Linked DNA regions of Homo sapiens: region 1 is linked to region 2. A link is a loop called in an ENCODE intact Hi-C map of the cell type or tissue named here. Cell type or tissue: mammary epithelial cell. All regions are shown on one strand. Each heading gives the region's core, and the rest is flanking DNA. Links, peaks and the distances in the headings are about the cores only.

What was found. Peaks named below come from ENCODE experiments on the same cell type or tissue, not always from the same donor. Only the 100,000 strongest peaks of a DNase experiment are listed, where the experiment ranks them.
Region 1: a loop joins it to region 2, with 4 times the contacts of the local background. A loop is called at or near these places in 3 of 110 quality-filtered maps.

The regions. Positions count from the first base shown.
Region 1 is chr20:14,843,057-14,848,445 of GRCh38, forward strand. All of the region lies in intron 5 of MACROD2 (mono-ADP ribosylhydrolase 2), which reads left to right. Among named protein-coding and RNA genes, the nearest start is that of MACROD2-AS1, 84 kb to the right of the region's middle. In mammary epithelial cell, for the core only: no CTCF peak of the experiment used is centred there; a DNase peak (open chromatin) is centred at 2,695; H3K27ac peaks cover 1,706 bases.
Region 2 is chr20:15,234,875-15,240,263 of GRCh38, forward strand. All of the region lies in intron 6 of MACROD2 (mono-ADP ribosylhydrolase 2), which reads left to right. Among named protein-coding and RNA genes, the nearest start is that of MACROD2-AS1, 310 kb to the left of the region's middle. In mammary epithelial cell, for the core only: CTCF peaks have their summits at 299 and 2,099 (motif pointing left); a DNase peak (open chromatin) is centred at 2,117.

The sequences.
Region 1 (5,389 bases), core at 209-5,208, 390 kb before region 2:
CTCCAGCTTCTGGTCTGCTAGCTCCCCTTCTACCATCCCCAACTCTTATTCCCTGGCTTAATTTTTATAAAACAACTATCTGATCATCTCATTTCATGTTCATTAACTTTTTTTTTTTTTTTTTTTGCTGCCTCTAGGATATAATGTCTAGGCTCTTTGTGTTATGACTGGGGCTAGGAAAGAAAGCCATTATCTAACTGAATGGCCTCTGAAGGAAATATTAGAGCTTTTCTATAAATTTATTTTTCTCATCCTTCTAAATCTGCATGTTTGTATATATTTTATTATATATATATACTTTACCCATACAGTAGTATATGCATATAATTGATGAATAAAAATACATATCTTGGGATATGCTCAAAATACATTTTACTAAGAGAATGCATACATGTGGCAGTTATAGATTATTAATGTCACTTTATTTTTCTCTTCTTACTTTTCCACTAGGTGAGCAAGGCAGGTAAATTAAATCTGTCCTGTTGATGGACTGAAAACTAACCTCAATACATTCTCTCAAATATGCTACAGGAGTTTTGATTTGTTCATGAATTTATTTTTATTTTCCTACAAAGGCAACTGGTAAACACTGCCTCGCTTTTGTTTACCTCCTTTCTTTTTGACTTTTCTTTCTGAGAACTTTTGTTTTCTTGGGCATATTTCAAAGAGCTACTAACTTTATTTCTTACATTTGGCCCAAACTGGCTTCTATTTGCCCACTCTTGTTAACTCCTTTGCCATGAGACTGTACTTTTAATGTATACTCTTTGTTTGTACAAGTTCTTTTCTTTTCAGTAGTTGTTTCTCTTTCAGCCTTAACTTATGGCCCTATGTTCTGATGCTTGCAACCTGCCAAGTACTTTCCAAGCCCTACACCCCTGTGGTCATCTGGTACAATTGGTACTGCCATTAGCACCACTTCCACCATCACCAAGCTGTCCTGCCTCCATTAGTTCACTTTGCCTCTTATGCTTCTTCTCTCACATAGATATCTCAGTGCATATCTGAGACTATCCTGGCCTTCCACCTCATGGTTCACTCACACTGATTATGAGTTTTTCTTGTTCTAGGAGCTAAAAATATCTCTCCTGCCATGGCCTGAGGGTCTCAACATTCCATATTCTCTTCATAGTAAGATAATTTTTTTTCCCCCAAAATCCCAGTAGTCTGGGTGGCAAAGTACTGGTTCAAAAAAGTTGATAGTCCCAGCACTTTGGGAGGCTGAGGAGGGTGGATCACTTGAGGTTAGGAGTTCGAGACCAGCCTGGCTAACATGATGAAACCTCATCTCTACTAAAAGTACAAAAAAAATTAGCCAGGCTTGGTGGCAGATGCCTATAATCCCAGCTACTCGGGAGGCTGAGACGGGAGAATCGCTTGAACCCAGGAGATGGATGTTGCGGTGAGCCAAGATGGCGCCACTGCACTCCAGCCTTGGTGACAGAGCAAGACTCCATCTCAAAAAAATAAAAAATAAAAATAAAAACGCTGATAGAAGGGCATCTCTTCATAACACTAACTGTCCCCTGACTACCTCAACCTAAATACTCCTTCTTGTTTTCTTTTTCCTACTTTAGTATAAACTCAGATACTTTAAGACAAAAGGGGTACTTCTTTCTCTCAAAAAGAAAGGCATAAACATAGTGTCCTAGGCAAACTGGTCCTTATGCTTACTATAAATCAATCCAAGACAACTAACTATCAAAAGGAACAGTAGAATATTCTTTCTGGAATTTTAACAGAAGAAGAAGAGCCTTCCCTGTGGATTTTCTGAGTGATATATGGATTCAAGCTCTTTACATTCTGGCCCTGTCTGCCTTCTTAAACGTATCTCCCTTCTTCTTTTTCTAATATTCCTGTCACATTGAGCTATTCTCTATTTCTTAGACACAGTCTACCTCTCTGCCTTTGTCCATGGCCTTAAATGCCTTCCCAGCCACAATCTAGCTGTTGAAATCTCATCCATCCTTGAATATCTAGCTCATGTAATGGTAATGGCCATAGAACAGCTTCTACTAACCACCCCCAGCAAAAGCAACCTCTTTCTCTCTCATGTGATGCCTTATGACATTTATTTCATAATCTTGTCACATCCTCACTTTATGATTTCTCGTATGTAATTTAAAAAATTACATAATATCTAACCTGCTAGTTTGTAAGTTCTTTGAGGACAGGTTCTATGTCAAATTCATCTTTGTATATTCCTGACAGCCTAGTTACAATGATATTAATATATTGGAGTCACAGTTGTATTTCTAGAGAGGATTATATGGCTGAACAAAATGTTTCACAATGATATGTTCTTCTGATGGAATTTTTTAACCTAAGATTACTGAGAATTTCTTGGTCAGCAAAAAGACAGGAGTATATCATTCTGACACTCTTTTGAGGCACATGTTTATTCAATGTCCACCCTCTCACAAGCAGATATTTAATAATTAAAAAAAGAAAATCTGCAGCTTGATTATATGCTTAGCCAAGAAATTCTTTTGCAGTTCTAAGGAAAATCTCCAGCAAACCCAATTACTCTCCCAGCAATGCACTTCAAAGGAGAGCAGAATGCATTTCTTGTACAGAATTCCTGGATATGTTTGATCATTAGTTAGGGCAAGTAGTTTGACTTGAGGCTATTTACTCAGCAGGAATAAAAAGTACAGCATTGCTTCAACCAAGAGGAGTGCCCCATACCTTCCCCAAGCAGAATTTAATAATTTGATCTGTCAGAGGAGGTACAGAGGTTGGCTATAGAAATGAGTCACGACCAGTCAGATTTGGCTGACTTGTGGGCCATTAAAAATGTTCCTTCCCCCAAACGGCATTTTTTAGGAATAATAATAACAGAAACAGTTGGCACCATGTAATTGACCAAGAACCTGAGAATTTCACAGCAGTACTTATCACTGAAACAGTTTTTGTTTTTTTGAGTCTAAGCCAAATCCACACTTGAGTATTTTTTTAATTTATCCAGGTGTTCTATGGCTAATATTTATTTCATCTAGCAAGTGCCACAAAGTATTTTTGATGTAGTCAAAAAAAGTATTTCTGATGTAGTTTAAAAAAGTATTTTTGGTGTAGTCAAGAATATAACATGATATTATTAGACTCCTAATTACAAATATTTGGTAGAGACTATCAGTTTAAGAAAAAATTGCATTAAAATGTCAACTTTTTTCTTTTTTTGAGACGGAGTCTCGCACTGCACACTGTCACCTGGGCTGGAGTGCAGTGACGATCTCGGCTCACTGCAACCTCCACCTCCTGCATTCAAGTGATTCTCATGCCTCAGCCTCCTGAGTAGCTGGAGTTACAGGCGCACGCCACCATGCCTGGCTAATTTTTTGTATTTTTAGTAAAGATGGGGTTTCACCATGTTGGTCAGGCTGGAAGTTTTTTCGAAAACTAAATATATATTTCATTATATAAGGTAGACTTTACACTTTTTGGGAGGAAAATGCACATCACCTTTTAATTTTTTTTTTGAGACGGAGTCTCCCTCTCTCACCCAGGCTGGAGTACAGTGGCACGATCTCAGCTCAATGCAAGCTCTGCCTCCCGGGTTCACGCCACTCTCCTGCCTCAGCCTCCTGAGTAGCTGGGACCACAGGCGCCCGCCACCACGCCTGGCTAATTTTTTATATTTTTAGTAGAGACAGGGTTTTGCCGTGTTAGCCAGGATGGTCTTGATCTCCTGACCTTGTGATCCGCCTGTCTCGGCCTCCCAAAGTGCTGGGATTACAGGCGTGAGCCACCGCATCCGGCCTTAATATGTAATTTTTAAGCACTTTAGGTTTTAATTAAATTTTATTTCAGTTATAAAAATGTTCATTACCATTTGGCATATTCCTCAGCTAAAATAATTAACAATAATTAAAATTACCCATGCTTGATTTTCTTATTTCAATTTTTATAAAAGTTATGCCTTCAGTTTATAGAAAATAAAGAAACTTATGTACACATCGATGCTTTAGACAATATCTATTTTTCACCATGAATATCACTGAAAGAAACAAGTATCTTTTCATCTTTAGACAAAAGAAAAAAAAGTACTAGTGTATCTTTTATTATTGGTTACTTTAAAAAAAGAGTAAAACTACTTCTGTAACATTAATTTTTAAAAGTTAATTCTCATATTCTAATGGGAGTGTAATGAGTTTTTCTCACAGTGAACTCTAATGAGTTTAGGAACGTGCTGCCATATTTATGGTAGAGACTATGCAAATTGGACTGATGTTTATTTATGCATTTATTTCATTTGGGAATCTAGTTTTCGACCTTAAGTTTGCTGGAGAATTTGTTACAGGAAAGAAAGTGTATGAAGAAGTCTTCTTGTCCCAGGTGTGGAATTAAGGTAAAATTAACAAGGAATTGAAGTTATCTTTGATCATGATTTTTGATTCCATTTTTATTCACTTTGAGGAAGTGTTGCCTGTTTTTTTTTTTTTTTTTTTTGATGTTCAGCAGAGCAGTACAATGCAACACACAGAAGCATAATGTTGAATTTTCATAATAATGTTTGTGATGCAAATGAGGCACACTTCAAAAAGTAGAATGATTAGCATTTCTTGGTAAGATGACAGTCCCCCCTTTTAAAAAAAAATTGTTCATTAGTTTTATCAATAGATTACATATCCAGATTTCAATTTTGAGTGCATACTTTTTGCTTATAATTATAATGTGAATTTAAATAGTTTTAGATTGTGCATTTAAAACAATTCTTCTGTCACTGTATTATACTCTGAATTAATGAGCTGTTTGCCACCTCAGAGCCCTTTGCTTTGAAATTCAGTCCAGTTTAAAGTGAACTCCAACCATTTCAGGCCAGCAGCTCACAGAAGGTTGCAGGATTAATGAGCTCCAGGGGCTCTGTGGCTTCCTTAGAAGCATTTATCACTAAATTCTATTCTTAGGGAATATCATCCTTATGCAAGAAGATGGGGAGCTGAATGTGGAAAAATGCTATTCAAACAAATAATTTGATAATTGCCAATGAAGAGTGTTCTTTCTTCTCACTACAGATGAAATACAAGAGATGCAGCTAAGACCAGAGCTTTTAGTTTCTCTAACTGGAGTGAAATTAAAATTGATGGATATTTTGATAAGATTACTAATGTAGGTGAAACAATGCTTCCCTATAGCTTGTTCTACAACACTGTACTCATTCACTTACTGGACTTCCTAGGGCTTACTTAAAGAACTTGTACACATCCACTGTCAAATATACTTCTGCATACATATACTCTTGGATATCATAGCCTATTTATAAAACTGTATCTGTCTCCCTAGTTATCCTGTAGGAATAGCTAGTGTTTTCTCTCCTTTTAGATCTTCTCAAGGCATCCTCTGAGTTTATAAAACAGAGAGTAATATGGGTGAGAAAGTTGGCCCTTGC
Region 2 (5,389 bases), core at 97-5,096:
TATATATCATGCTGTCTTTATTCTTTTTGTTTGTGAGCACAGAAATATTTTGTAATGATTTTTATGTGTTTATCCTGACTTCTGTTTCCCTTCTTTTAACATCATGTTCATTTTTAAAAAACTAATCCATGTCATACAAAAAGTATCACAGCAATTTCTTCTTCTAGCACCAGTTAAAAGGCATAGATTTATATTTGTCAATCATATTAGGTATTTGAGAAAACTATTTTCACTGATGAAATACAATGCACCCTGTCTGACATTCTTTGAATGACAACGTGTAATAGAGTAGATGTTTTATTTTGAAAAAAACATAATCTGCATATAAGCCAGATTTTACTTAGGTTAAAAATTATTTTCCCATGAAAATAAATACTAATTGACATAGGAATTTAGTGATTTTATGTGATTATGGGCAGACTAAAACTTGTATGTTTGTTTAAGTGGTGTATGCTACCTGTGATTTCCACAAGCATCATGCTAGATGATTTTTTTGAATGAAAAAACATTGTAAATTTTTGTTAGTAGGAACCACCCAACTTCAATAGGGATCCCTCAGAGCTAACTGATGTTCCTTCCTTGAGTCATAGATCTTGAGAAGCAAGAGCTTCCAATGGGAAAGATGATGGGCCTGCAAATTCAGTACTACCTCTAGGCATTGTGGCAATCAAGCAATTTTGGAATTCTGCATTTAGTTGTTCCACTGTAGTGTAGGTTTTCATTTTAAGGCGTAGTCAAGTGAATCTTATTTTCTTATACAAGTTCCCTTCTGAGAGGGTTGCCATGGCAATGAGTTCTCAGCCTGAAATTCTTAAATGTTGGTTTTATTTCATTATCTGAGTTTCCATTACAGGCCACATCAATCAATGCAGTTCTCTATTCAAGAACACGTCTGCAGCCTTAAAAAGCTGACCCTTTCATTTGGTACCTCTGCTCCTCTGCCTAACTTGATGTCACCATTTCCCAGACAACTCTTCATCTCCAAGAACCCTCTTCTACAGGGCTGTCAATTTGATCTTTTCCAGTTTCCTTTTAGGCAATATCTAGTCTTGGTTCTCACCTGTCTCATTTTCTCATTTATAAAGGGTAATACCAAGTCTCTATGTCTTCCCTGGTTGGGTTTCTAACAGCTGTGTGACTAACAATACTATTAATAAGTAACAAGAACAAAGGCACTTTTGCATTTGTGCATCACTCTACAGTTTACAGCAGTGTATTCCTATACATCATCTCATTTATTTTTCAAATTCTCTAACTTGCTGCCACTGTTACTTTGATTTAGCCAGTGTGGGAAAAAGCTAACTCAAGACTTTTCCTTTCTTCTTTTCCCCTACATTCACGTTTCGTAAGATCTCCTCAGAGGGCACAGAGGTACACAGGTTATTGTTACTGGGAGTGACAAGTGACAGGACAGGCAGCAGAGTCGAGGAGGAGGGCGGGCATGGAATGATAGTAAATTCACAGGCTGTGCCTTGGAAACAGATAGTTATACAACCAAACCCACATTGACAGATCCTGCACAATTTGTGTCTTCTGGTGGCCACACCAGAGAGATGATTTGAGTTAGAGGGGTGAATGAGATCAATCATTGAGCCATGAAATATAGTAATAAGAATAGCAAATGTTTCTGAACTCCCACTTGGTGCCAGGCACTGTGTTTTAGTCATTAATTCTCAAAACAATCCTGAGTTAGAAAATGTGATTTCTTCCATCTTAGAGATGAGGAATATGCACCAGAAGGAAACTGCCTTCCCTGTGGCTCAATTCCTCATCCAAGGATATGAGCCAAAACCAAGGTGATGCATATCGTGATTCTGTTTCTCCACTAGCTAAGCATTATGTTGACGACCGTAACTCCATGCATTCTGTGGGCTATTACACTAACCTGCCATCTGTAGGTTGGACCTGTAACACTACTGGTCTTAGCTCAAGTGAATTAAGGTCTTACCTTGAACAAAAAGTTGAGGTGGGATTTAAACTGAGGTAGTCTAAATCTAGTGGCCTAAGCCACTGTGAAGTTCCTTTTTCTTTCCTCCATTATTATGTGCCTTTTTTTGTCTAAACCAGTGGTTCTCAGTGGGTGTAGCACTGCCCTCTAGGGACCATTTTGTGAGGGTGGTTTTGGGCAGTGACAACAACTAGGGAGTGCCACAAGCATTTTGTGGGCAGGGACAGGGATGTTGTGACATGTGGTCTGGCCAAGCCCACATGGGAAAACTGTCCCTCCTCCCACACAATGTTTTAACGTTTTGCCAGACAGTCATATAAGTGAAAACCTGTTTATAAACACCAAGATACATCAAAACAAAGCCTCTCTCTCTTTTTCACTGTATCCTGGACTATCATGAAAATTAAAGGAAGCTTGTACTTAGTTTGCTTAGAACTTTACCAAGAGTGCCTGAGAAAATTATGCTACAGATGGCCATGCCCAAGCAGCAGGAGAGTTTTTCACACCTGGTTGAGTCCACATTTAGAGAATTTTTTTTGTAGTGATTCTACGTAGTGAAGCAAACATCTTCCTTCTTCATTGCGTGTTCTAGTGTATTCATGCCCTTGTCTTTACATGTTGAAAATAGAATTTTACTATAAATACTTTCATTTTAAATCATTTTCATATCACACTTATGGCACTCTATTGATTTTTTTTAAATTGATGTGTTGTTTTCATTTGGCTTCCCTTGGGAACAGACCCTGAGCCAAGGTGTTGTGTGCACGTGCTTTCTATAGGAGGTGATGACAGGGAACAGCGCAGAGGAGTGGGGATGTGAGGAAGGGAAGAAAAAGCAGCCAGGAGGAGTGGGAGTGTTATAAGTTGGCAGTGTGGACAAGTGGGGCTCTGTCTTGCTGGGGAGCTCTCAGCAACCATGTAGAACATGCCTAGAAGTGGTCCCATCTGAGGGAGGAGAAAAGCTGGACTATTTTTTTTTTTTATCTTTCCCCCTTCATCAGCTGGCTGAGGACTGCTCCTGGGTCATTAACTTCCCAGCATTTCTTATCTGCCCGCTTGGGCAGGCAGAAGGAAAAAGCTCAGGCAGAGAGTGACAGCAAGGGTATTTGCTAGAAGATGCTGTGGATGGGCATGTGCTAGAATGATGAGAACTGGGCAGATATGGGTGGGGCACTGATGCCTGTTTCATGTGTGCAGATGAGTGTTAATATTGATAAATGTCATTTCTGCATAGCAAGGGGACTTTACAAAATATTTGTTATAAAAGGGTTTGCTGAGCCTGATAGAATTGAGAGCATTGGTTTAAGTTAAACAGAGTTTCTAATAGAGCAAAGCTACATTGAATATGCTAAACACAGGTTGCTCAAAGATTTTTATTCTTAAAGTTAGGCATCCAAATTATCTGCTTCTTTAAGCATAGTGTGATATAGATGTCATAAAAATGGTAATTGATGTGACTGGCCTTATATCCTATAGAATACATGGTCTTATGAAAGTGAATGTAATGCTTAGCTAATAGAAAAACAATATCACGTGTTGTGTCACCTTAGTTAAAGTTTTTTCAAGATCTCATAATCCTAACCTTTGATTCATCATGCAAATTACGGAAGAGTTGGCCACCCAAGGTTGAATGCATGTAAAGTTGTCCATCAATCAGAAGACACATATTAGAGGTGAGCAATTTAAGCAGGAGTCTACCTTTGATTTTATTCTAATATAAAGTTTCTTTCAAATTATGTGTTCTTTCAATGATTTGGGAAATATATTGTCATATATTTCCTTCAAAAATCTTACTTTAGGACCGTGATCAATTCTTTTTGTAAGAGTGTCTGAAACTTTTTGCTTTATTTCATCTACAATTTGAAAGAATTATTTTTAGTCACTTGTATATTCTGCAGATGTAAGTCTACTAGCAAGACCAAGAAAACTATGTTTAAAATGAAAGTATAAAACATCTCAATTTGGCTGGATTTGTCAACATAATTATTTTCTGTTCTTTTATCAGGCTAGGGAACATTCTCAGGAAAATCATTATTGGTTTCTACAACAGTGTCTTCCAGAGGAAATACTGGCCTAGCACACTGTCAAAGAGAGTATATTACAGTGAAATTTGTATAGAAACAGTAAAGAGATTTGCAATGCAAGCTTTCATCTTGAGTGCTTTATTTTTCCCTGACCTGAGCGGCAGTTATTAGATCACTGTATCATGAGGAAATAGTCAATTGAAGACACGGACCACAGAGTCCCAAGCCTGACATTAGGTTTGAACAATTGGGCAATTTTGGCATATATCTAGAGGGTTAATAGTATAGAGCAAAGGCAATGGCTTTAAACCAAACATTTTTTCTTGCAAATGTTCAGATTTTTTTTTTTTTTTTTGGAGAGCAATTGCAATGTATGGAATCTAAGCTATTCTTAAGGTGTTGAACTCAGAAACCAAAGGAGAAAGAACAAGTAAAAACAATAAAAAATTTAAAATAAAAACAAATCTGTCAGTGGAAAGAAAGCTTTCTTGACTTGTTTATGTACAATTCAATGGAGTTGCAAAGAGGATTTTTTTTAATGGAAAACATGTCACAGATTGGGTTCAAGCTGCACTTTAGCTATTTTTGTTTGTTTATTTTATACACACACAAACACATACCCTTCAAAACTGTGCAAAGTGAAATATTTGCTTTCCTGGATGTCTTATCAAAGTGGTATAGTTTGAATTTATAATTATGAATTAAGTTCAGCAGTATATTAAACACCTAGATTTCAGCCCATACGAGTAACTTTAGTGCAGTCTCTCCATCTCTTCTGAGCCCATGTTCTGAAAATTTCCCTGCTCCCAGTATACTAGCAGGTAAGCTATCCCGGAGGATGCACAACAGAAAAGCTTATAGACCAAATTAAGAGGCATGACTCACATTGACTCAAGGAGAAAGAAGCCAGGAGAAAGAAAGAAATAGGTTAACACACTTAGACTAGGTGACAAATGTGTGGAAGAACCTCATTTTCTGGTTATGCTGTGTTTGAATGCTCTCTTTACCATCTCTACCCTCTCAATGGTGATGTGGTTATGAGGACCATAGTTGAGGTTTGAACAAGGGAGCATGGCAGATGGTGAGTGCCTGGGGCCCACTACACACACTTGCTCTATCAGAAAGACAGGGGCAAGTGGGCCTGGCCGGTATCTCATCAGTTCATTGGTGAACAGCAGGGGGGTTTACCTCCATTTCTGTCAGAGAAGATGTAAGGCCAAATGAGACTATAATGAGTATCACCAATGGGAGGATAATTTGAGGATAACATTGCTGTCACTCTAGAGGTGACATGATTCATGCTTCTGACCTGTTCTTACCATTCTTTTCCATTTTGAAATGACAGTCTTGTTTGTTCCATCCTTTTTATCATATAGCATGTCTTAGAGGTTACTTAGTACTGCATTTAACACAATTC